5 separate regions of the Homo sapiens genome follow, and all the other regions are linked to region 2. Evidence: chromatin loops called from intact Hi-C (ENCODE). Cell type or tissue: heart right ventricle. All regions are shown on one strand.

Region 1 (5,000 bases), 560 kb after region 2:
GGGAGGAGGATCACTGAGTGACCTTATGTTGGAAGTGACATGATCAAAATTGCAACACAGAAAGATCTACTCCAATGTTATGCACGATAGATTGGTGAGTGGAACTGTATATAGTGTTGTTAGTATCTCAACTGATAATGACTGTGCAGCTAGAGAAGATTAGGTCAGAGAACGATTTCAATACAATTTCTAGCACTTTCTGACTGATTGAGCATGAAACTCAGGGAGGTGTCTGGAATAAATCCACAAGTACTCATTTAGTTGAATAGGTAAATGGTAGTGCCTCTCCTAAGAATAAAAAAAAAAAAAAAAGCAAGGGAATGCACTTATTCTGAAAGGAGAAACATAATAAGGCATAACAGGTAGAAACAGCTACAAGACAGTAAACATGTGATGTTATGTGATGGAAATAGTGACTTAGGAGCCTGATTAAGTACAAATTTATTTATTTGATAGGTGATTTGGCAGTTTTAAAAGCTAAAAATATAGTAATACTATTATACAAGAAAATATGCGAGAATAAAAATTGAGAGGGCTGAATGGGTACCTTAAGAAAATATTTAAGGACCCAGATGAACAATGAAGGCAATACAAGCAATCTGAAAAGTCGTCAGAGAGGTAGAAGCAAAATCCACAGAGAATGTTATTAAGAATCCCCAAAGAGGGTTAATTGGCAGTGTCAACCACTGTACAATGTTGTATAAGAATTGCAAAAAATCATGTTGGAATTGGTAATTAGATTGTCATTAAAAGCATGACACTAGTATTTTTGGGACAGCCAATTTGATTAAACAGGATTCTAATAAGATGAAGAAGTGAACGGAAGACAAGAAGGTGATAATTTTTCCAAGAAATTACTTACAAAGGATGGAGAGAATTAAGTTACAATGGGAAATGGAGAATTGAGGGATTTTCTTCTTGCTTGTGTTTGTTTGCTTGCGTAGTTATTTTTTAGAAGTGAAAGAGCCTTATGCATGTTTGAAATTTTCTGAAAAGGATTCAATATTTGTTTCTTTTATTACTAAGTAAACTGTAAATATGAGGTCAGAGTCTAGAGCAAAAACACACAACAGACCAAAAAATACATGTAATTACTCCTAACCCCCTTCTTGCTGTCTCTCTTTTCTTTCTCTCCCACTTCCTCCTTTGCTCCCTGCTCCTCCTTTTCCCCATTCTTCTCCTCTACCTCCTTCTCCTATTTCACCTGATACTAGAATTCCTCCTTTCTCCTCCCCTCCATTTCTTTTCTTCCTCTTTCACTTTTCTTTTTGTTTGCAATTCATTGTTATGTTCCAATGTTCAAAGTATTTGTTGCCATTTACTATAAAACCTGTTAGGGGAGTTGGTTTGGGAATTATAGCCTATGCTTTAAAATCCTTTGTCTATCCTAGTATAGATTTCATCTTTCCTAAAATTGTTGTCATATGATAGGAACGATTTGTAGCCAACTCTTGCCACCAGAGTAGATGTTGGGAAATCTCTTTGCAATTTGTTTTTGAAGCTGGCCAGTGAGTACCTGGCTCCAATCAACCCCTACAGTTATTATGAGGGTGTACAAAGGCAAATTTAGATACTCGGTTTTCACTTTATTGATATACCTATAGGGATGATAATTAGTACTTTCATTTGCATAGTTTTTAATTGTCCTAAATGAGCACATATAACTTATGTAATTGTGACATTTTATGAAATAGTTTCATTTATATAAATTTGTTTTCAAGTACTGTGTATTTTACAGTTAGAACATGTTACAGTGTTTATTTGAAATGCCTAGTGAAAAGCGTAAGTAGTAGAACCAAGAATTACTCAATGTGAATTCAGCTAAAATCAGGCTAAGTCAGTTTTGAATACTGTTTTTTTTAACCTGTAAACAATAATAATTATAAGAGTTAAATATGCAAGTATGTATTTACTTTAGGTCCCAAAACAATAAAATAGTTTTTGTTACATCATCCAAAGTTAAATGTTTAGAAATTAAAGATGTTTCTGCTCATCAAAGATATCAATTAATATAATCATATGATTCTTTTTTACCCTGTTGATATGGCATATAACATAAATTGATTTTCATATTTTGAATCAACCTTGCCTAGCTGAAATAAATCCTACTTGATGATGGTGTATAATTCTTTCTACACATTGTTGAACTCAATTTGCTAATATTTTGTTGAGGATTGTTTGCATCTGTGTTCATGAGAGAGATTGGTCTGTAGTTTACATTCACTCTTCTATAATATCTTAATTTGTTTTTGCTGGTAGGGTAATGCTGACCTCATAGAATGTGATAGGAAGTTTGTCCTCTGTGTGTATTTTCTGAAACAGATCCTGGAAAATTGGTATCATTTCCTACTTAAATATTTGGTAGAATTCACCAATGAAACTATCTGGACCAGATGCTTCATTTTTTGGAAGGTTGGAAGGTTATTAATCATTTATTCAATTTCATTAATAGATATGGGCTTAATCAGATCTATTTTTCTTTGAATTTTGGGCATTTATATCTTTCAAGGAATTGTATTAATTTTACCTAAATTATTAAATTTGTGGGTATAGAGTTGTTTGTTGTACTCTTTTGTTATTATTTTAATGTCCATGGGAAAATTACAAAGGGCCTAGTTTTTATATCTGGTATGGATAATTTTTGTCTTCTATCTCTCTCTCTTTATTAATTGTTTTTTATTTCATTGCTTTTCTCTGTTTTCCCATTTTCACATTTATTGATTTCTTTTCCAGTTTTAATTGTTTCTGTTCTTCTGCTTGATTTAAGCTTAAATTGCTTTTATTTTTTTAATTTCCTAAAGTAAGGAAGATTAGATTATTAATTTTAGATCTTTCATGTTTTGTAATATATGCACTACTCAATTCTAAAACCATAATTTTATTTCAGTTTTCAATATGTCAAACAATTTGAATATATGACAGGGAGTACAGACCCCTGTAGAATTATTGAGCTTTACTTAGGAACAGGAAAAAAACAATTGGTAAATTTCAACACTTTTGTTGGAGGATGATGCAGAAGAATCAGAGGACATTTCAGCTGCTCTGACTTTTGATAGTATAGGAATACTCTGTATGGTAGACCTGAATTTATCTGTAAAATTATTTCCTCCACATATTTCATGTTACATTCAATGAAACAGAGGCTAGTTACACTCAACAAAGCAGACACTATAGACAACTAATAAAGTCTTGCATATCTGAAGAGTTGATTTTTTTATTGCTTAAAATGTTAACAGTATTCTCCAAACAACACATAACACTATCCCCCGTCTACCTCCAACTAAAGTGAAGTGCTATTAGGGTCACAGCTACAAACATTCATTTTGTTTGGCTCATAGGGGTTTAGGCTCATTTTTATTTTAGAATTCCAAATGAATTCTGACTACTTCTATGAAGATTTATTTGATGTCTATCACTGAAAGTTATTTGTCTTATTAAAATTTGATAATATATTTCTGATTGTATATAAATTTAATGAAAAGCATAATTTGTAATACAGTAGGCCATAAAAATATTCATTATTAAAATATTAATGACATGTTTTGTGTAATATACTTTCAGAAATTTAATATAAAAATGAAATTTTTAAAATTATATAATTATGGTAATATTCTCTTACTAAAAATACTTCCTTAAATGTTTATCTGCCATTAACCTATGGTACAAACTTCTTACTATTATTAGATATTTACATTGTTTATATTTTTCACTATTATAAACAATATGTCAAGGGACCAATATTCATGAGAATGTCCCTGTAATATGTCTGAAATATGGAAAAGCAGTATGAAACAGTACGAAAATCCTAAGGCTTTGAAAACATAAAGCTAAATTTCCCCTTATACATTTTTATTTTATAGCTTAGATGATACTTATAAGAATCTTTAAATGTGTTTTCATTCTCAAGGAAGAAATAAATTTCATTGTTTATTAATTTGAATTTCTTAAATTATTTCTGAATCAAATATTTTTTCAAAGGTTTCTTGGCCATATGTGTTTATATTACGTATTGCCTGATCATGTGGTTTAGCCATTTTCTGATGAGAAATCTGTTTTAATCACTTGATCAATACATTTTTTCAGATTTTCCTTTACTTTTTTCTAAGGAGATAGTTCCAGAGCAATGATAACTAATAGTAATGCCTTCTTAAGTAGAATCGCCATTTACTTAAGAATACAGTATTTAGGATTTTATCACAATTTAATGTTGACCCTTGGTTTGTAGTCTATAAAATTGTTATATTAATTTTACTTTTACTTTTTTAGTAATCATTGCTCTTTCAGGAATAAGAATTAAATTTTTATAATACATTTTTTACATTGAGTAAGGTCATTAAGTTGAAAATTTTCATTTATTGATCAATTAAATAATTACATTGAATTATTTTTGAATTCTTAGATGAAAGCTAAATTTATTATGCATAATTTATCTTAATATACACTTTGAATATTGTCAGAGTTCTACCTTTTGTTCATTGATAATCATGATTGAGATTTATTGAGACTGATCTGATGGTGCACGTGTTTGTGTGTATAAGTGTGCTATTTTTAAATTTTCTAAATCAACTTTTGGCTTCTGAGTCACGGTGGCATTTAAAAATGTAAAGTTTAGCATCTTTTTAATGCTCTGGAAATGTGCAAATAGCATTGCAATTATCTGTATCTTAATGAGTTGAATGAGGTAAGCTGTAATACCCTTTGAAATTTCTTTCATAATACTTGCTTTAATTCCTAAGATGTTCTGTCTATTTTTAAAACAGTATTTTATTTAATATTATATTAAAATTTATTTCACCAAAATTTGCAATTATATTACTGAATTTGCTTATAAATTTATTTCATTTATTTTTATTTTAAAAATAAATACATACGTGGGTTTTAAATGGTGAAGTAGTAAAAGTCACTTCACCACAAAAGTTCAGCTATTTATATTGTTTCTCTCCCTAGACAAAAAAAAATACACTTTCATTATTTATTAGCATAATAGTAAATAATCATAT
Region 2 (5,000 bases):
ACATAAGAAGCTCTTCAAGGTGCCTGTGGAAGTCCCTATCACTATAGTTAATTTAAGCTGAGGAGCCAAGAAACCTACCACTTTTTCTTGGGTGAAGGGTGTGTGTGTGTAAAGATGATACCAAAACAGCTTCTTCCAAGCAAATCTTCCACACAACATCCTCTACTTTTTTCAACTTTCTTTACCCTTTATATCATTACAATGTGTTCAAGAGACTTTTGGCCACTTTCTTTGTAAATTCTGCATACAATCTAGCACGTACTTTGGAAGGTAGCACCTGTTAGATCCTGGTACTTTGAACAAAATTTGCATTTTAGCCAGTTATTACACTATAGATGTGCCAGTTATTACACTATGGATGTAGAGAATATCCTGGGGTTTTCCCAACATTCTAGCAAAGCTGTTTTCATATCCTGAATTCAAACAAAGAAAAAGTTATACACACACACACACACACACACACACACGTATATTGATAGATATCACACATGACATATTCATTATATTTAAAATTAGAAAACACAGACAATTTTATAATAAAAGATGAAATCAAATACTTCTATAATCCATCTTCCAGGAAAGTCTGCTCTGAATATTTTATTTTGCTCTATTTACAGTAATAGACTCCCTTTCACTGCCCTTAACTATCTGAGTTCTCTGCCCCACCTTGCTTACTTTATACATGGTGGTCTAATTTCCTATCAGCATATATCACCCTTTATTTTAATTTTAATGGCAGTGTGTGTTCTATTTTATTAATATATTAATTTTCCCTTCACTCATCCTCTACCATTGATATTTGGGTGGGTTTTGTGTTTCTATATTAAACTACACCACTATGAACAAATCGTATGTGTACATTTATATTGATATACTTATTTTCAGCAACCACAATAATCCTGCCTCTTTTGGCGTGCATTTGCATTTTAATAGGTATTAAGCCTTAAGCCAAAGGCACACATTTCTAAGATAGAAATTCAAGTATCAGTTAGTGGAAAAGGAATATATTTGGGGGACATATTATTCCTTTCTGTTCCTCAAGAAATCTTAGTAATGAGACAATTGCCTGCAACTGCCTACTCATACATCTGAGTCAAATTATATGTGTTATTTATATGATAAGCCCCCTTAATTATTAATATTTTGGCAAACAATCTAAAACCAAGGCTCTTTCTAAAAATATCTATTTGCGATGATCCACAGCAATTCTAAATGCTTATGTGAAATTCATTTAAATTTCTCACGTCTGCTAAATTAGGTTAGCAGTCTTACCTAGCAGTCTCTCCCTGCATTACATTGATTCATTCTCCTGGATTATTCTAAAAATTGTTATCTGCCAGAGGATTATGGAATAAACTAGTAAAAATGAGGAAAAAATGGAGGTGATGCACTATGTTTTTCAACGTCTGTCCAAGCTTAAAGAAAGTGTGTAGGTCCTTTTAAATTATATATATATCAGGTGTTTTATCATGTCATCCCTTCTAATTCTGAGGATATTCTGCACATTTTAGAGTAATACCATGATAATGCAGAACTCAAGTGCTTTTGTTTTTCTGGAATTGCACATTACAATAAGTGATTTGCATAAGAAATGATTTGCATTCTAAATGTAGATGATTTAAGGATAATGGCTGCACTAAGAATGTCAAGCTAGAATTCTACTCTTATCTCTTAGTTACCTTCACATTTGGTAATATACTATAGATTATAACTGCTTTAAGACTAAAAATGTAAACTTTTAGAAAGTAGTGTTCTAGACTGTTCAATAAAATGCACAAAATTGTAAAATGCATTTTATGTCAAAGGTTGAGAATTTGAAAATCAGACTTAAACATGTTAAATGTAACCTGTTTAAAATTGATTAAAATTGCATTTTTCCCTTGAATAAGATTTCTTCCATAAGCGGTTAGTTTAAAACAATATAAATAAATAAAACAAACCAACAGCAACAGTGAATAAAACTTAAATTTCAACAATTTCTGTCATTTGCAAAAGATGATAAATCTCCAGTGACGTGCAGAAAAAACAAATTTCAGGTCATGGCAACTTTGAAAAACTATTAATTGCATAACATTTAGAGAAGCAGTATTTTACTTAATATTTGCTATAACTGAAAGGAACTCCTTGGCATAAACCTTTTAAATTATTGGAGAGAAAAAAATAGTGATTCTGTGCCTTTAATTTCCCTTTCTGAGCAAGGGAAGGCTGCACACCACTGACAGGCTCACTTGTTCCCGTCTTTAATGTGCAATCTGTTTTCTCCAGCGGAGGGCACTCAGTGTATCACAAACTCAAGCATTAGCACCAACAAGCTCTGAGCATCATCAGTCTCTGGAAAGCCTTCTGAATTAGACAAGGGCTGCCTCCCAGCACAGCTACAAAACACTTTAAACCTGACCAGCTAAATGGATAAACCTAGCCTGCATAGCTTTTAAACTGGGGTCTCATACAGCACAGGAGGCCTACTTGCTTCAAGAACTGAAAATCCAGAGGATGAATTGCTTTATCTGGGAATGGCAAAAGCCAGCACAATAAGGAATGCCAGGTATTCTGAAGATTTTCTTTTTTTCCTCTCTTTTTACAGAGAAGTTGGTTACCTCCGAGATGGGCTGTAGCTCTTTTGCACAGATTGCCAATTACTGCTGATGGGTCTCTGGTGAATTACACAATGGTCCTCAGAGCCTAGAGGCCCTCCCCCATCCCTATCCCCCCAACGGCTTCCTTTTCCCTGCCCCCACAACCATCCCACCCTGTGCTGATTTTTTATATATATATATATATGTATATATATATATGTATTTTTTTTTTTTTTTTTTGCCTGTCCTCTCGGGGAAGTTTGTATGGGGCTACTAGCTCACATGCGGGATCAGAATGGTGTGAATGACAGCCGCACTGTGTCATGAAGGTGGTGGTGGTTTCCGCACAAGAGACCAAATAAGAAGAAAGCTGAGAGAGGGGGGAAACGTTTTTGGATGACAAAGGATGGGTAAGTGAACTTTTGTTGTTTCCTTCTGAGCAAAGCTGATCCTCTTGGCTTCCTATCCTCAGTCGTGGCATTAGCAGATAAAAGACGGGGAAACAGGCAAAGAGCAGCAGCCTTTGAGTTTGCCAGTTGATTCACTATAGTTGCTATTATATTTTTAGATCATTTTCCTTTTTGCAGTGTTTTTTTTTTAATCTATAAATGCACAACACGAACTTAAACAGACTCTAGAGAAATATCTTTAAGACTGTTTCTACTGTCTGCGTATCCACAGCTTGGGAATTCAGAAGGAGATAAATACTGTGTTTGCTTCTATTTCTTGATAATATTAACGAGGCTTGTGTTTCTGGTAGCTGTCAGGATGACTATTAACACTTTGCTGCGTGTATGTAGGGGTGGGGTCCTTACTTTATCAGAGGTTGCACAAGGGCTTGTTTTATCTTTGAAGCTGGATCCTGAACACAGCTTCCGAATTTCCAGCAGTCATTTGCCAGTCTTATTTTTTCGAGTGTGACTGGCTTTTTTCCCCCCCTTTCTCCTGTCTGGGAGAGCTGGAATGTATTTCAATGAGTCTGTAGCTGGCAAGAGGACAGAGAGCAAGATCGGGTTTTAAATTAAAAAGAAAAAAAAGAAAAACTTAACTGTTTGAGAAGAAGGATGGGTTTTAGATTAGGGATTTGGTTGATTGCCTCTTGGTTAAAAATTTAAAAATTTAAGAAAAAAAAAGAAACTGCAACACATGGTAGTTGTTTCTTTTTTTTTCTCTCCATTAAGAAATAATAAATCTACTGTTGACGGAGGAAAGAAGTCCCTTAACATGCAATGACTTGGAAATGCAGTGTAAGTGCCAATAGATTGTAACTTTGCAGGCTTTCTGAAGTTAATGGAGATAGGGGAGAAAAAAGTCAGTGAGAAATGTGAAGAGATCAGGGTGATGTAGAGAAAAATAGTAGTTGGCTGCTTCTTTCCTTGTTTATCCTTCGAATTTGCAAAAACAACTCTAAAATAATGGCAAAGTGATACTACACAATATTATTTTGCTTTTTAGGCAAATAATACGAATTTTGATAGTCTTAACTTTGGAGTGTTCTCTGTTATGAGTATTTAGATGTCTTAGCTCCTGTATCGTTGGGCAGGGAGCCACAGTATGCAATAATCTATGCTTATTAACAACTTGAGAGCACCTCGTACCGTTATTAGTCTTCATCCAATGCTTCATTGGCTGCCTATACTAGTCTCAATGCTGTTTTTTCAGAGCTCACATATTGCGATCCTATTATGCAATAAGTACACAATTTCAGGCAGGGCAAACTTGGGTTACCTTGACAGCTTACTGAAGCTCTTTTGCCAAATCACAGCCTGTTTGCTCAACTGGGAAACACGTACAGGTACCAGGTTTACTAAGTCACATTTTTGCCCTTACCAGAGCACATAGTACACTTCCTTTTGGTACTGTTGTTCAATACAGTGGTTAGCCAAATATTATTGTTACTAAAATGTCAGCATTCAGTGGTGAGAAAGGCTCTGTGCTTTTCAATGTTGAAATAAGTAGGAACTCCTGAAACTCAAAAAGGCTTTTCTTAATTCTATGGGACTGTGGTGATTTGAAGATCAAGGAAGAAAAAGTGAAACCTAAGCAGCAAACATGCAACACTGAAGAAAATAATGCTCGAAATGTTAATGCATTTTCCTTAAATCAACTGTCCCATTCCTACACTAGAGGAAATGCCCCTGTTGTTGGTAAACCGACGGTGATTTATTTTAATAGCTTCACAATGTGCATCTGTCTTTTTTTTAATATCGTAGGTTTCCATTTAATTACGCAGCTGAAAGGCATGAGTGTGGTGCTGGTGCTACTTCCTACACTGCTGCTTGTTATGCTCACGGGTGCTCAGAGAGCTTGCCCAAAGAACTGCAGATGTGATGGCAAAATTGTGTACTGTGAGTCTCATGCTTTCGCAGATATCCCTGAGAACATTTCTGGAGGGTCACAAGGCTTATCATTAAGGTTCAACAG
Region 3 (5,000 bases), 74 kb after region 2:
TTATGTACCCTGTAACTTTGTACCTGATGAGATATGTATGTGTGTGTGTGTCTGTGTTTGTGTGTGTGTGTGTGTGTGTGTGCATGACAGAGAGAGAGAGAGAGACGGAGAGAGAAAGAGGAGAGTTTTAATATTATATAACTCCTAAGCTGTTGAATAACATCTCTCTAAAGCAAATATGAAGCCACCAGGTAGTATCAGGTGTCATATAAATATCATATTAAAAGTGTTTTAAATAATGCTTCAATGAGTAAAATTTTCATGACTAAAGATTTATTTGATATATAGTTGTTTCATGTCTGTTATATGTTACTTGAACTAGGTGCTGGGAATACAACACTAAATAAGCCAAGTGTTTCTGACTTGTTGGAGTTATATGCATTATTACTATAGACTTGGTCCTGCTTAAGTATTTAGTATACTGTATCAGGCAAGGTTTATTGCCAAAAGCAAGAAAAACTGACTCTGGCTGGTTTAGGTAGGAGTGGAATTCATTAACAGCAGCGCTGGAGAGACGGGAATTGAGGTGACATTGTCAGTAGTAGCATCCAAAATTATGCCTTTTGGCATAAATTGATCCATTGAAGCAACACTGTGGTCACACTGGGCACCAGGAGCTGTTTTTGGCAGTGCTAACCTCACCAACACAGCACACTAGACAAGATACAGTTGCTGCGAGTGGCTACCTTTTTCAGCAGTGTATTCCGTATAGTCCCGGCTATCACCAGCTTCTGATTTAAGGCTGGTGGAGGGTGCTTCAAACTGGCAGAGTGTAGGTCACATGATTGAACCTTAGTAATAAGAGAGACTGGGAAATGAGCCTGGTACTTTTAGTTTCTATAACTTTGGGAATGCTTTATCTCATGAGATGGGAGATTCCATAAAATAGAGGAAGCCAGTCAAAATTCTGAAAAGGCAAATAAATAAGAAACAAAAATGACACATATCCACTCTGTACATTATCTACTTTTAGACTTTTCACAATTCTCGTATCATTTTATTATTTAAAACATGAGATAAATGGCATGCAAAGACTCTAATTAATAAGTGAAACAGCCAAACTTTGAAAAAATCCTCTCATTCTAAAGCTTATGCCAATGAACCTGCGCTATAAAACTTTTCTAGATTTATATGTTGTTTGGATTTCTTAATGTAAAATAAAAGTTTAAAATTATCTTAAACGCATATTCATGTTGGTTAAACTAATCAGATTCCTTAAGATTTTAGGTCCTTTTTCAGCCTAAAATGTTTATCCAATGACAGGGAATGGATATATAAACTTAAAGATTAATTGATGTTTTTAGACTCAATTCACTGCTATTCCTTATGTTAGGAATCATGATGCATGTCACATAGACACAAAAGGAACTATAAAAATACTTCTGATATACCTATGATCAAGATAATCAAATTTCAAATATGTCAATATCAGTTGCAAATATAGTAAAATGGTTTAAACTGGCCACTTTCCACAAATATCATGTGAATGATTGCCAATTGACAAGGTCAGATTTGAAAACAAATCAACTAAACATAAGAAAATGCATTCTTAACTTTGTTAGGTACACGCGGAAACAATATACTGTTCTGATTCTTGTCAAAGAGCATCCATTTATAAAAGTAAAATATTACAGCAGGGATCACTGTACAACCTGGTATTTCTACTTCTAGAATTATACCTCCAAGAGACTCTCTCTCATGCCCACACTAATATTTTACTTCATCTTTTTTTGATAGCGAAAATGGACCTAAAGAAGGAAGGCAGTAAGAATAAGAATTATGTAAATGAACTTCCCAGTTCTTCTCCCATTATAACACATCAGATGATGGTAATTTGAAATGCAGACTGCAGAGATGAATGAAGATACTTGAAAAGAGATTTTTTTGATAATACAATTAGAATAATACAGATACAAAACTGCAAACTGTATCCCTCTAGTGTTTTAGTTATTGTATGCAAAAGAATAATTTAAGATGAGACTCAGGAAGGTACTATGTATATCATGAGTGATAATTTCGTCTCTTATGTAAAAGGCTGATCTCTACCAGAAGCCAGGTATGCACTGGCCTTGCCAATCATCTCATGGTGTCTGCAGTTGAACCACAGTGCTGAACAGGAGGTCAGAACCTACTGAGCTATCCACATCACAACAGCTGATTCATATGCAAAATCTTACCAACAGTGACAAAGGAGCTAATGCCACCTTCTGTGTAATATGGTACACGTCCTACTTTCTAGCCCCTCGAGAGTGGATAAGAAATTAATTAGAGAATGATTAAGGAAAAGGAACATTTTCATAATTTATTTTCTGTCTTTTGCACCTTTCTCTTTTTTGTCCCCATGGTTCACTCATCTAATCCATTCTTTCAATAAATAATACCTTCTCTGCTTTTTATATAAAAAGGGAGATATTGAAGAAATAAACTGTACTAATAAAATGCTAAAATCCCCACGTTCAACATTCATTACTAACACCTTTGTGTGGAAACAGTGAGCTAAATCCAACAACACGAGGAATGTTTGCCAACATCATTAAACTACAGTCGGGGTCTGCTATAACATGCCATATGTGTTCTGAAAAACCACTGTGCTCTGCATAATTGTGCAATACAATTCACAGGGCTTGGGGGAAACAGAGTTAGGGGTCTGATACTCAAAAACTTTGTCAATGACATATTAAAAGACAAACATCAAAAAAAAGTCTAACAGTTGCATACGTGTTGAATGGTTAAAAATATAGAAATACTACAAGAATTATGGCACATAAACTATGTTGTGGATGCAGATGTTAGAATGGTTGAAGCTTGTGAGTTATTATAAAGTGACAGAAGGAGGGTTATTGAAATTGGACATAGAATGTGGATGGGTGTGGCTAATAACACATGGTGAATTGAGATACCTCAGTGATGTGTCAGGTATCAGTGTTTCCTACCAAGCTCTATTCAGCTGGAGCCGGATACAGTTTTCTGCATGTGCCTATTGTTCTTGTGGGCAGAATTGCACATGAGCAAATATATTTATATCTGTACACATATAAATATACCTATGTCTTTACAGATATACTTGCTTACAATACACACACACACAAACACACATAGACACACAGACACACATACACACACAAATTGCCTTGGAAAAATTTGCATTTTCAAAACAAGTGTTATAGTAGAACTGACTATACTTGGAGTTTTTAAAGTATTGGAGAATCTGGTGAAAGATGTGAAGCTTCTCCCATAAATATCCACATATATGTACATATGTTCATTCACATTGTATATGCAATAACGACCCCATTCCTTATAATTTCTGCCTCTGGTAATATGTTTAAAAAATTGTTTTGCATCACTAGATTTTTCTACTGCCTCCACCTTTATTTTGTACTAGTTTTGGATTCATATCTTATAAACTGTAAAATGACAAACACCTATTTGATTTGTCAAGAAAGTTTCAAATTTATTCTTAAACATGTTTCCATAATTTTGGATACCTTTGTGAGTCCTCAAAGCCTGAGTTATTATTTACATTACTTTCTTATACTAGTAGAGGGTAATGGCAGACTTCACCAAATCTGGGATTAGAGATGGCCAGAGTAGTCTTAGGGGAGAAAAATGGCATATCTTGGGAAGCGCATCATGATTTTACAGTATCCATATTTAAAGTGCTGTCTTGTTATGGCTGAAGTCCAAGCTCTGACTCTTGTTTACATCAATAAAATGAGAGGAAGACAGTGTGGCTGATGTTCGATCTTAAAGAAGCAAAAAAGGTATGAGTTTATGTTGGAACTAGGTCAAATTAGGCCCCACAAAGGGCTAATTATTGCAAATCGCTGATGGTACTAAGTTAGTTGTAAGAATAATCTATTTTTTATTCTGTTAATATTCAATATAAGCTATATCTTGTTGTTGAAGATTATGACCCAATATTATATCTTTGAAGATCAATGTAAATCAGTTGTTCTCAACCTAGGGTAATTTTGCCTCCTGACCCCCAGAGGATAATGGACAATTTATGGAAACATTATTACACCTCAGCAGGAAGAATGTGCAACACTTCTAGTGGGAAGAGACTAGAGATGCTGCTGTACATCCTACAATACACAAAAATACTCTCTACAAACGATGGTATGAACCAAAATATCAGTAGTGCCAAGATGGAGAAACATGATACAGAAAAAAACCCATAGCATTTTATTTACTAAAATAAACAGATTGCCTATTACATGTTGAGTCAAATATTTAGTGAAGCATTGTTCTGTGCTACCTATATAGATTATATGATGATAATGTTATTTTGAAAGTGCTTACGTTATATAACCTATCAGTCCCCAACCCTGTCTCAAAGGAACTCAGAACATGCTCCATATTTTTTGCATTATGATTACATCTCACTTAGGAAAATAAAGTTAATGATACTAATAATATCAATAACTATCTTTCACTGACTACTTGCTATGTGCCAGACACTGTTTTGACTATTTTTGCAGGTTTTACTTCATTTATTTCTCACGAAAGCCCATCAGATAGGTGGTATTTTTATCACTTGTTTATAGGTGAGAAAATTGAGAAGTTAAACACCCAAGCCACACAGCTTGCAGTCTTAGAACTAGGAAATGGAAAATGGTAACTATTTATTTGTGAAAACATTTGTATAAATCTTGAAATTAAAGGACCCCAAATGTATTGTAACTGTGACAAATGGTATTTTGTTTGGAGATGTGAAAATGTACATTGATATCCTGAGCATGTTAAGCTTATTTCCAAATGTGCTTCATTGATGCTTAGTAAAGGAGAAAACTGCTATGCTACACTTTCACCCCCATGTTACAGAGAGACTCAGAAATCGTTTGAAGATTAAGGAGAAAGCTTGGGAAAAAGGAGGAAGAAATCATAAGAAAAGATAGGCGAGCAAAAGAGAAATAACAAAATATGCTGGGCATTTGGTGTACAAGTGGTAGAAGAGACTTAGTCCAGCTTCAAGGATTGAAAGGGAAAATACTTTC
Region 4 (5,000 bases), 570 kb after region 2:
TCAAGGTACTGGTAAATTTAGTGTCTGGTGAGGGCCCACTCTTGGTTGCAGACGGTCATCCACTCCTTGTACCCTCCCCAAGTGGAGAGTGAAAGGTGAGATCCTGCATCTTCTTCTGTTTTTAGGTGGTCATTAATTCCATTCAAGAGAGCTCCACCCTCATGACCTAATTACACTCCAAAGGCCCCACCTCTACATAGCATCGTATTGGGAATTGAGAACTCAACATATGAATTTAAGAAGAACATAAACAGTTCATATCGCTGTCTTGTAGCTTTTTTACCCTCTCCTCTTGCTTCTTTTCTGTTTTATTGAATTCTTAGTAGTGACATACTTTGATTCCTTTCTCATTTTATTTTTCATATCTTATGTCTATATTTTCTTATGATTACCATACATAAAACACCTTATCATGGTAACAATCTGTTTTAAGTAGGTAACAACTTAACTTGAATCACATACAAAAACACTACACTTTTTTTCTCCCAACGGACTTTTTTACATTGATGTCACAAGTCACATTTTTTTATATTGTGTGTCAATTGACCTATTTTAATCGTTGTAGTTATTTTTATACTTTTTTGTTAACTCCTACTTCAGAATTAAAAGTTATTTATACATCACCATTACAGAATTACCATATTTTTATTTATCTATAAATTTACCCTTATCAGTGAGCTTCATACTTTTACATGCTTTCATGTTGCTGTCTTGTGTCCTTTTATTTTAACATGAAGAGTTCCCTTTAGGATTTCGTGGAAGGCAGGTCTAATGGTGATGTACTCCTGCAGCTTTTGTTTTCCTGGAAAAGTCTTTGTTTCCCCTTCATTTCTGAAGGATATTGTTGTTGGTTATGGTATTTATGTTATGGCTGGCGGTTTTTTTGTTTTGTTTTTGTTTTTGTTTTGTCCCCAGCACTTTTACTATATCATACCAAGTCTTTCTGGCCCACAAGGTTTCTGCTGATAAATCACTGATAGTCTTATGAATATGTATGTGATGTGGTGAGTTGTATGTGATGAGTTGCTTTTCTCATATTGCTTAGAAATTGTTTTCATTATTTAATTTTGATAATTTTATTATCGCGTATATCAGCGTGGGCTTCTTTATGTTCATTTCAGTTCTAATTCACTGGGTTTTTCAAATCTGGACTTTCATTTCTTTCCCCAGATTTCAGACCACGTTAGCCAATACTTGTCCAAGTAAGCTTTCTGGCCCTTTCTCTCTTCTTCTTCGTCTGGAACTCCCGTATTTGTTCATTTGATGGTATACTTTAGATCCTTTGGCTTTCATCCCTCTTTTCCATTTTTTTTTTCTTTTTATTTCTCAGGCTGGATAATTTCAAATGACCTATCTTCAAGTCTGTTGATTTCTTTCTTTGGATTGATCTAGAAACTGTAGTGAATTTTTCAATTCGGTCATTGTATTCTTCATATCCAAAATTTTGTTTTTTGTTGGTTGCTTTGTTATTAATTTCTATCTTGCTGATATTCTCGTTTTGTTCATGCATTGTTTTCTGAGCTTATTGGTCATCTTTTTGATGGTTATTTTGAATTCTTTGTTATGTAATTTATATACATCTATTTCCCTAGAGTTTGTTTCTAAAAATTTATTTTGTTTCTTTGATTAGGCCTTATTTCTATTTCTTTACATGCCGTGTAACATTGTGTGGGGATCCATACACTTTGAAAAAACCTACCTCTCTGAGTCTTTATGGACTGGCTTCATTCAGAGAAAGACCACCCCCAGCCTGCCTGGCTAGAGACTCTGAGGGCTTCTCAAATCTTTTATACATGTGGTCTTTTCTCCAGGCTTGTGCACGTAGTTTCTCTGTTGAAGAGGCTTGTCAGTTTCTTTCTCAGGAGGTTGTAGTCTCTTGCTCTCTCTGGTGTCTGTCTGTGGTATTGCAGGTTCTCTGATACTGTCATAAGCTACTGACCTCTCTTGTGCTCTGTAACCTTCAAGCATACAAATTATGCCAGCTCCCATCAGGACTCTGAGTCAGATAAGACAGTAATCAGTACCTCAAACAGTCCCAGAAAAGCTGAATATCAGATGCACATTCTACTCTACTTTTTCCCTCCCAAGAGAGAAGCCACAAACCAGGCATTTAATCCCAATTGTGGTGAATTGTGCTGGTTTCTGTGTGGTATGATGTGTAGTCCAGGGCTTCAATAAGCTGCTGAACTCTCTTTTGATCTCTGTGGACCCCAGACATTCAAGGTATACCAGTTAACTCTCAGTGCTCCTAGTCAGTCCCTTGGGCAGCTTCCCAAAAATGATGAAATATATGATGTATGTTCTACTCTTCTCTTTCCCTCACAAGAGAACGTAATGTGTGTGTGTGCGCGTGTGTTTTCCTACCAATTGTGAGCAGTGCTGCGTTAGGAAAGGTGCTCTCTTGTTTGAAATAAAATAGCATTTTTGCCCGTTTCAAAGCAACTATTCTTGGCTTTGAGGTTGCATGGAGTACTGCCACTTCCTGACTGATTTCTAAAGTTCTCATAGAGGCTTTTTGGTCCATATACTGTTGTTAGATCAGTGTTCCTGTGGGGGAAAAGGTCTGGAATAGTCTATTGTGTTATCATGGTGACATCCATAAACTCTTCTTGTTTGAAGTTTTTCTTTTTTTCCAGGTATACTATTTTTTTTTTTACTTTATTTTTTTTCAAATTTTATTTTAGATACAGTGGGTACATATGAAGGTTTGTTACACTAGTATATTGTATCCAGGTAGTGAGCATATAGCCAATAGGTAGTTTCTTGAACCATTCTCCCATTCTTTTCTTTCTTGTCTAGTAGTCTCTAATGTCTATTGCTCCCATATTTATGTCCTTGGATGCTAAATGTTCAGCTCCCACTTATAAGGGAGAACAGGCAGTAGTTTCCTTTTCCTGCATTAATATATTCAGGATTATGGTCTCCAGCTCCATTTATGCTGCTGCAAAGTACATGATATCATTCTTTTTATGACTGTGTAGTATTCTGTAGTGTATGTGTACCACACCCAGTCCCCCACACTGGCGGACATCGAGATTGGTACCATGTTTTTGCTATTGTGAATAATACGGTGGTGAACATACAAGTGCATTTGTCTTTTTTGCTGAATGATCTATTTTCTTTTGGATATATATTCAGTAATGGGATTGCTGGGTCAAACAGTAGCTCTGTTTCCTAAGTTCTTTGAGAAATCTCCAAATTGTTTTCCACCGTGCCGAACTAATTTACATTTCCACAAACAGTGTATAAGTGTTCCCCTTTTTGTACAAACTTGCCATTATTTCTGCTTTTTTGACGTTTTATTAATAGCCATTCTGACTGGTGTGAGATGGTATCTTACTGTGGTTGTGACTTGCCTTTCTCTGATGATTAGAGACAGTGAGCATTTTTTCATATTTGTTGGCTACACGTATGCCTTCTTTTGAGAAATGTCTGTTCATGCCCATTTTTAAATGAGGTTATTTGTTGTTTTCTTGTTGATTTGTTTAAGTTCCTCATAGGTTCTGGATATTATAGCTTTGTTGGAGGCATAGTCTGCAAATATTTTCTCCAAATCTGCAGGCCATCTGATTATTCTACAAGAGAAAGAAATACATGTCATTCAAACAGGAAAATAAGTCAAACTATCTCTTCCCTGTCAATATGATCCTATACCTAGAAAACCCTAAAGACTTTGCCAAAAGCCTACTATAGCCTACTATAGCTAATATCTACTACAAAGACACATGCACACCTATGTTTATTGCTGCACTGTTGACAATAGCAAAGACTTGGAACCAACCCAAATGCCCATCAGTGATAGACTGGATAAAGAAAATGTGGCACATATACACCACGGAATACTATGAAGTCATAAAAAATGATCTCATGTCCTTTGCAAGGACATGAATGAAGCTGGAAGACATCATTCTCAGCAAACTAACATAGGAACAGAAAACTAAACACTGCATGTTCTCACTCATAAATGGGAGTTGAACAATGACAACACATGGACACAGGGAGGGGAACATCACACACTGGGGCCTGTCAGGGGGAGGGGAGCAAGGGGAGGGAGAGCATTAGGACAAATACCTAATGCATGCGGGGCTTAAAACTAGATGATGGGTTGATAGGTGCAGCAAACCACCATGGCACGTGTATACCTATGTAACAAACCTGCATGTTCTGCATATGTATCCCAGAAGTTAAAGTAAAAGAAAAAAATTATCTATTATCTGAAGGTTTGAGCAGCAATTTCTTATAGTCAAACAAACCTTGAAATTTTTAAGGTTCACCTCTCTTACTGTGACAATAAAGGCTAGGTAAATATTATTTGGAACAAACAAAAAAAAGATGTGGTCCAGTGACCTGCTTTTCTTTAATTAATAGAGAAAGACATTTTGTCATTATGAAGAGTAGAGTTGAAACTCTAGGTTAACGGTAATTATCTTTTAAAAGAAATAAATTGTTTTTTTATAGACTCCGATACCTAGAAAAAAGTGACTGAAAGAGAAGCCATCCTTAAGAATAGCAGTTCATACTCTCCTAATCATTATACGTCTTTCATATTTACCATTAAATTTCATACATGTTGACAAGTTAAATCACAGGACAGATATTTTTACACTGCTAATCACTTCAGCTTTATTGTTCCTTGATGCTTATAAGTTTACTTTTAAAATTTAGAACAAGACTTATAATTTTTTCCAACTATTATTCAGAGCAGCCAATCTATCATTTGACTTTTGTATAAACCTTCTGTGAATAACATCATCATTAAATTACATGTGCTACACTTACTGTATTTATTTCCTCCTTATGATAGAAAACATTAATATGCAGATCTATTCTTAAATCACATTGATGGATTCCTCCTCCAAAGTGTTGAAATGAAGGAAAACAGGCTGCACGTGAATGCATCTGTCTGGTTTATTTGAAGACACATTGTCAGGAAAACAATGAGGTTTTTCTGACATCTCGGAAACTCTAGTTCATTTTAGCCTAGTCTTAATATGGCTGAA
Region 5 (5,000 bases), 87 kb after region 2:
TCAGGAGAGAAAAACATTCAAAAAGGAACTAAGGCAATCTTAAATAGCCCATAGAAACACAAAAACCCTAAACTAGATAGTCATTAAATATTCTGGCCTTACATTTTCTATCAAACATGATTCAATTAAGTTTTGTACTGTACTTTTTATGTCATTTTTAATCACTTTATAACTTTTGCAGAGTAATGCTAATGTTTTACACTTATCTAGTGAGTTAAATGTTCTTACTCGAAGTATACTTTTATTCCAATTCAATGAGATTTCTTTCTTTTATATGAAAAGGTTATGCCCAATTTCCTCAAAGTAACTTGGTTATTTTTAATATATTTCATTTCAAACATAGGTGTAATAGTTCTAACACCATGGCTTAAAAAGTCAGTGGGGTTGAGATAATGCAATTACCTTGTTTTCTTGCATGAGTCAACAAATAGAGTTCATTAGAGGGTTGAATCTCTGTATAATAGGAAGCTGTTGTGAAATGCAAAGCATATTTAAAATTTCTCATGCTTGCCTGCTCAGAATGGTATGTTTAATAAGCTCAAAATTTCATGTTTAAAAATATCAACGATATTTCTGATTCCTTTATACTAAACATCTTGCTTAATCAAAAATTCATAAAAATCGTCAAATTTAGCTAACTAGAAATGTAACAGACCAATATTGAAAGGTCATCTTAATTAAAATGGCTACCCTTAGCAAATTCACTATATTGTGGGTTCTTTTTAATCAGATCACTGTCAAAACAGATAAGCATACTTTTCTTTCTCATCCTACAAACCAGACACATAAGAGTTCTTATAGATAAGTTATTTATATTAATATTTTTGTTTATATATATGTTATGTGGATGTTTGGGTGATAAAAATATTCCTTATTATAGATGTACTCAGAATGGACTGTGGGTTATATTAAATCTATCTACTTATACTTTGTTATTTTTGTTGTTTAGAGAAAGAGTAACAGAAAGATTTGTCTATACCAATAAAACATTGCCTTTTAGTTTTATATACTACATACAGAAAATATGTGATCATTACTTATCATTATAGAACTAAAAGCAGAAATTAATGTATTGGTTATGTCTTTACTTCCTTTTTCTTTATTTTAATATATTTCATTATCAAAAGATTATGCATGGTGAGTTGTCACCCATTTAAATCATCTAAAGCTTTCTAGAATCTATTCGTTTGTTTAAACGCATGTTATTTCTGATGGTAATGGATTCTATAATAAATTAATCCCTTTTCTATTGGTCCAAAACTTACTTTCTCCTAACATCAAGCTCTGACTTCTAATTTTTATTTAATCTTATGGTATTATATAAATTACATAAAATAAATTATAGCAATTATATATGATTATAAAAATCACATATAATTAATTTAATTTAACTTGTATTATTATCAAACAACCTTAGCATTGCTATTCAAAGACAGATGATTTTCTGTATTTAGGATTCTAGCCATCATTAGCTTAGCATTGCTAGACGTTCAAGGTATATGTCATGTTTAGTATTGTAACCTCACCACTACGTAACATACTAGACTTTATTCAAATGTGTATAGTCTATTAACGATTTAGTCATTGCTTTGGGCATTTTTTTCTCATAGTCCCATAAGAATATGCAGCATGTTTTATCAATAGATGATTCAGTAATTTTGGTACCGCTTTTAATATGTTTTCTTACAACACTCTACTCTGTTTGAACTTATCAATGTCTCTCCTATTCATATATATTTCTACATAAATGGAGAGTCAAAATTATCTAAGAATGGATGCTCATGTGAATGATATAAATGAATTAAAACTGAACGAAGAAATGAATCAATAATTCTCTAATTATACCATTAATCCTTGATATTTTTTTCCCTTGCAGTATGGTCTAGGTAAAAGTTTTAGTGTCCTGAATCTGCAGGAGTACTTCATGAATGTAAGGAGGGATAAAGATATTGATGAATGAATATATAACTGAAGCTATATGAAGGTTTTGTGTCCACCTCCTACCTTAGAGGACCTAGTTGTCCAGCTTTAGAGGTTCTCAGCCTTGCCACTATTAACATCTTGAATTGAGGAACGTTTTGGGCTGTCCTGTGTGTTGTAGTTTCTTAACAGATTAGGAAGTATTATATTCACTCTTTATTTCCAAACTTTCATGTATCTTTCTTACTCACATCAAAGCCTATGAAAGGTGGCTGGGTTCTTGGTCACCACTGGCCCATTCGGTATGACTTTGCATGACCTTTAAACAAATGTTGGGTTTATTTTTAATGTTATCATTATAATCATTTTATATAAATTGGATATTGAATCTTCATGTAAGAAATTAAAGAATATGCACATATAGGATAATTGACCTAAGAATGTTTAGCTAAGCAATACAGCAATTTCTTTAAGGAATAGCTGAGTAATAAAACTTTAAAATATGTCTCATGATGCAATTTCTTTTCATGAGTTGTAGATACAGCTCCAATTCTTTTAATTAGTTGGATTCAAGTCTTCAACATCAGTTATGAGATCACAACAAATCTCAAAACTGGACTCAGGACAGTGGGTAAAGAAAGAGGTCCTTTGGCCACTCAGTCACTCTAAATGTATGTTACCTAGTGCTTCTCAACCAGGGGCTCTTTTGCCCCCCAGAGAAAATTTTGCAATGAATAGAGATTTTTGTTGTCATCACAACTTGGGGGTGGGAGTTCTACTGGCATCTAGTGGGCAGAGGGAGGCTAGGCATGTTGCTAAACATCCTACAATGCATAGGACAAACAATTGAGAACAAAAAATTGTATGACCCAAGATAGCAATAGTGACCACTGAGAATCCCTAAAACTGGATGACTAGGTCCTCTAAAGTAGGAGGTGGAAACACAACCTTCAATATAGCTACAGTTTACATATTCACTCACCAACATCACTATCCATCTTTATGGTCATAGTTATTTGGTGTAATTACTAAGGGTAGGATAATTGGTGTGAATATATTTGAATTTTATTTCTGATTTTACCACCTATTGGCTTGGTAACCTTGGGCAAATCACTATGCTTTACTGACTTTTAAAATGGGAATGCTGTAAAACAATTTCTAAATTATGGAGTTGTTTAGAAGATAAAATAATGCATGCAAAGTACTGAACACCAAACCTGGAGAGAAAGTTCTCCATAAATTACAGCTATTATGTTAATTTTATGTACCAATGGTTATTAAGATGTATCAATTGTGGTGTGTAAAATATGTAACTTTTTTGCATAACTCTAATTAATTTCTGCCACCAGCTCTTTTAAGACTGTTTTTAAAAGAAAATTAGCCATTTGTTAATAAACTCAATCCATTAGTTTTTTTTTTTTTTAACAGATCAAGTGTTATTATTTTCTCCCTTTGTTTCAAAAGTTGCATGTACGTTTCTGACTCACATCAAGGCCCATGAAAGGTGGCTGGGTTCTTGGTCACTATTGGCCTGTTTTGGTATCTTTTGCAGCATTTTTATTTTCCTGGTTCCTATTCAGTAAGAGCCATTCTGCTCTGACATGTGGAAAACTTTTTTTTTTTTTCCCAATCTGGGATCTGATAAAAAAAAGTCTACACACATGATTGTGTCTGTTCAACATCCTAACGCTGATGTCACTCTCTACAGCTTTAAGATCTCCAGAGGGATCTTTTGGATATTATCTTAATTTTATCACTGTGGGAAACTTAGTAGGGCAATCTCACATCTAGACCCATTGGACAATTATGTCTACTTTATTGCTACAGCAACTTACATGCTGGGAAGTCTAGAACCGCATGGTTCTTGTGGGCTCAGATATCCTCTGCTCTCAAATCCCATAACTTGTGTAGAGATTCTGTTGTGCCTCTTTGCATGAAGCTCAGATGGGTTAAAATGCAAGACAGAAAGCCATCAGAGACCTATTCCTAAACAGAATTAATTCTTCTGCTCTTCTCTCTGATGTTTCTCATGCCCCAGCTCAAAGATCGGTGGAGAGAGCCTTATCTACTCATTCTGCAGCATCCCAGTGGCTTGTGAATTTTCCTTCCACTCCTGTTGTTTGTGTTAGGACTTCAACATTTGAAAACTCCAAAGCCAAGAAATCCTTCTTTTTGGTTTTTCAATGTCTGCTATGGCTTCCCTTAATTGGTGGTAAAATGGCCTAAGGTCTTATGGCAATGAAGAATGGAAAATCTATAGGTAAACATATCAGAATATTACCTGATAAGTATATCATCTTGCTTTCCTACACACTCTACTTCATAATAAGCAAACTTTATAGGCATAGTGTTTGACTTTTAAAGATCTAGTCATTTTTAGATTTGTTAATTTTGGTGCAAGGTTGAGATGGAAGATAAGCTTTCTCTGAACTTGGCAATCCGTTTTGATTTTAAAGTGTTATGGTTAATTCTGTTTGACCTTTCCCACTTCTTTTTTTCTCAAAATATAATATTATAGCCTCCCTGCACATCATATCTTCCTCATACTGCCCTCATAACTTTCTGTTCATCTATTCTCTCCTATTTTCATTTTTAAGGAAATAAATGGGCAGTTCTGCTCAAGTTCTTCTTCAGGGCAGCAGCTTTCAAACAATTGAACATTTTTATCTGTTGGTACAGTACGAAGGCTTGGGGTTACAAAAGCATGTATAGTTTTAAGAAATTTAATTTCCAGATCCACATGTACTATTTCTTAAAACTAACCTACCTGAAAACTGTCTAAAAGCTGTAGATTGTCTTTTTCTGCCTTGTCTTTCACAATTGCCCTTCTCCCATTTCAGAGAGGAAAGACACAATGCTCACTCAGCTATCATCTTTTCACTGGCAGAAGATGTAAACATCTCCAGGGAATCAAACAAAGAGACAGTTTGGAGAATGCCTTGTAAAGTATACTCCAAAGAGCAAAGCAAAGAAAATCTTAGTAAGAAGTATTGAAAGGAGAAGTCTTACTTCATCCTGTTTACATTTCTCTTGTTTACATATCTGTTTCAGCTAGACTGAAACAGGACTCTGACTCTTCT

What was found. A loop is a pair of places that touch in the nucleus more often than their neighbours do. Peaks named below come from ENCODE experiments on the same cell type or tissue, not always from the same donor. Only the 100,000 strongest peaks of a DNase experiment are listed, where the experiment ranks them.
Region 1: it touches region 2 in a loop (5-fold over the local background); 18 of 110 quality-filtered maps call a loop at or near these places.
Region 3: a loop joins it to region 2, with 4 times the contacts of the local background. A loop is called at or near these places in 10 of 110 quality-filtered maps.
Region 4: a loop joins it to region 2, with 27 times the contacts of the local background. A loop is called at or near these places in 18 of 110 quality-filtered maps.
Region 5: it touches region 2 in a loop (3-fold over the local background); 10 of 110 quality-filtered maps call a loop at or near these places.

Annotation. Positions count from the first base shown.
Region 1 is chr2:76,962,470-76,967,469 of GRCh38, reverse strand. All of the region lies in intron 3 of LRRTM4 (leucine rich repeat transmembrane neuronal 4), which reads left to right. Among named protein-coding and RNA genes, the nearest start is that of LRRTM4-AS1, 21 kb to the left of the region's middle. In heart right ventricle, no CTCF peak of the experiment used is centred here; no DNase peak of the experiment used is centred here.
Region 2 is chr2:77,519,654-77,524,653 of GRCh38, reverse strand. It overlaps LRRTM4 (leucine rich repeat transmembrane neuronal 4), which reads left to right and starts at 2,278. Exons shown (of 4, transcript NM_001134745.3): 1 at 2,278-2,545; 2 at 2,836-2,986; 3 at 4,790-5,000. The coding sequence starts at 2,983. RefSeq lists an enhancer at 1,299-1,964. In heart right ventricle, a CTCF peak has its summit at 2,264 (motif pointing right); a DNase peak (open chromatin) is centred at 2,277; H3K4me3 peaks cover 1,975 bases.
Region 3 is chr2:77,445,368-77,450,367 of GRCh38, reverse strand. The region is part of intron 3 of LRRTM4 (leucine rich repeat transmembrane neuronal 4); the gene reads left to right. Among named protein-coding and RNA genes, the nearest start is that of LRRTM4, 75 kb to the left of the region's middle. In heart right ventricle, no CTCF peak of the experiment used is centred here; no DNase peak of the experiment used is centred here.
Region 4 is chr2:76,950,824-76,955,823 of GRCh38, reverse strand. All of the region lies in intron 3 of LRRTM4 (leucine rich repeat transmembrane neuronal 4), which reads left to right. Among named protein-coding and RNA genes, the nearest start is that of LRRTM4-AS1, 33 kb to the left of the region's middle. In heart right ventricle, a CTCF peak has its summit at 1,890; no DNase peak of the experiment used is centred here.
Region 5 is chr2:77,432,791-77,437,790 of GRCh38, reverse strand. All of the region lies in intron 3 of LRRTM4 (leucine rich repeat transmembrane neuronal 4), which reads left to right. Among named protein-coding and RNA genes, the nearest start is that of LRRTM4, 87 kb to the left of the region's middle. In heart right ventricle, a CTCF peak has its summit at 2,726 (motif pointing left); no DNase peak of the experiment used is centred here.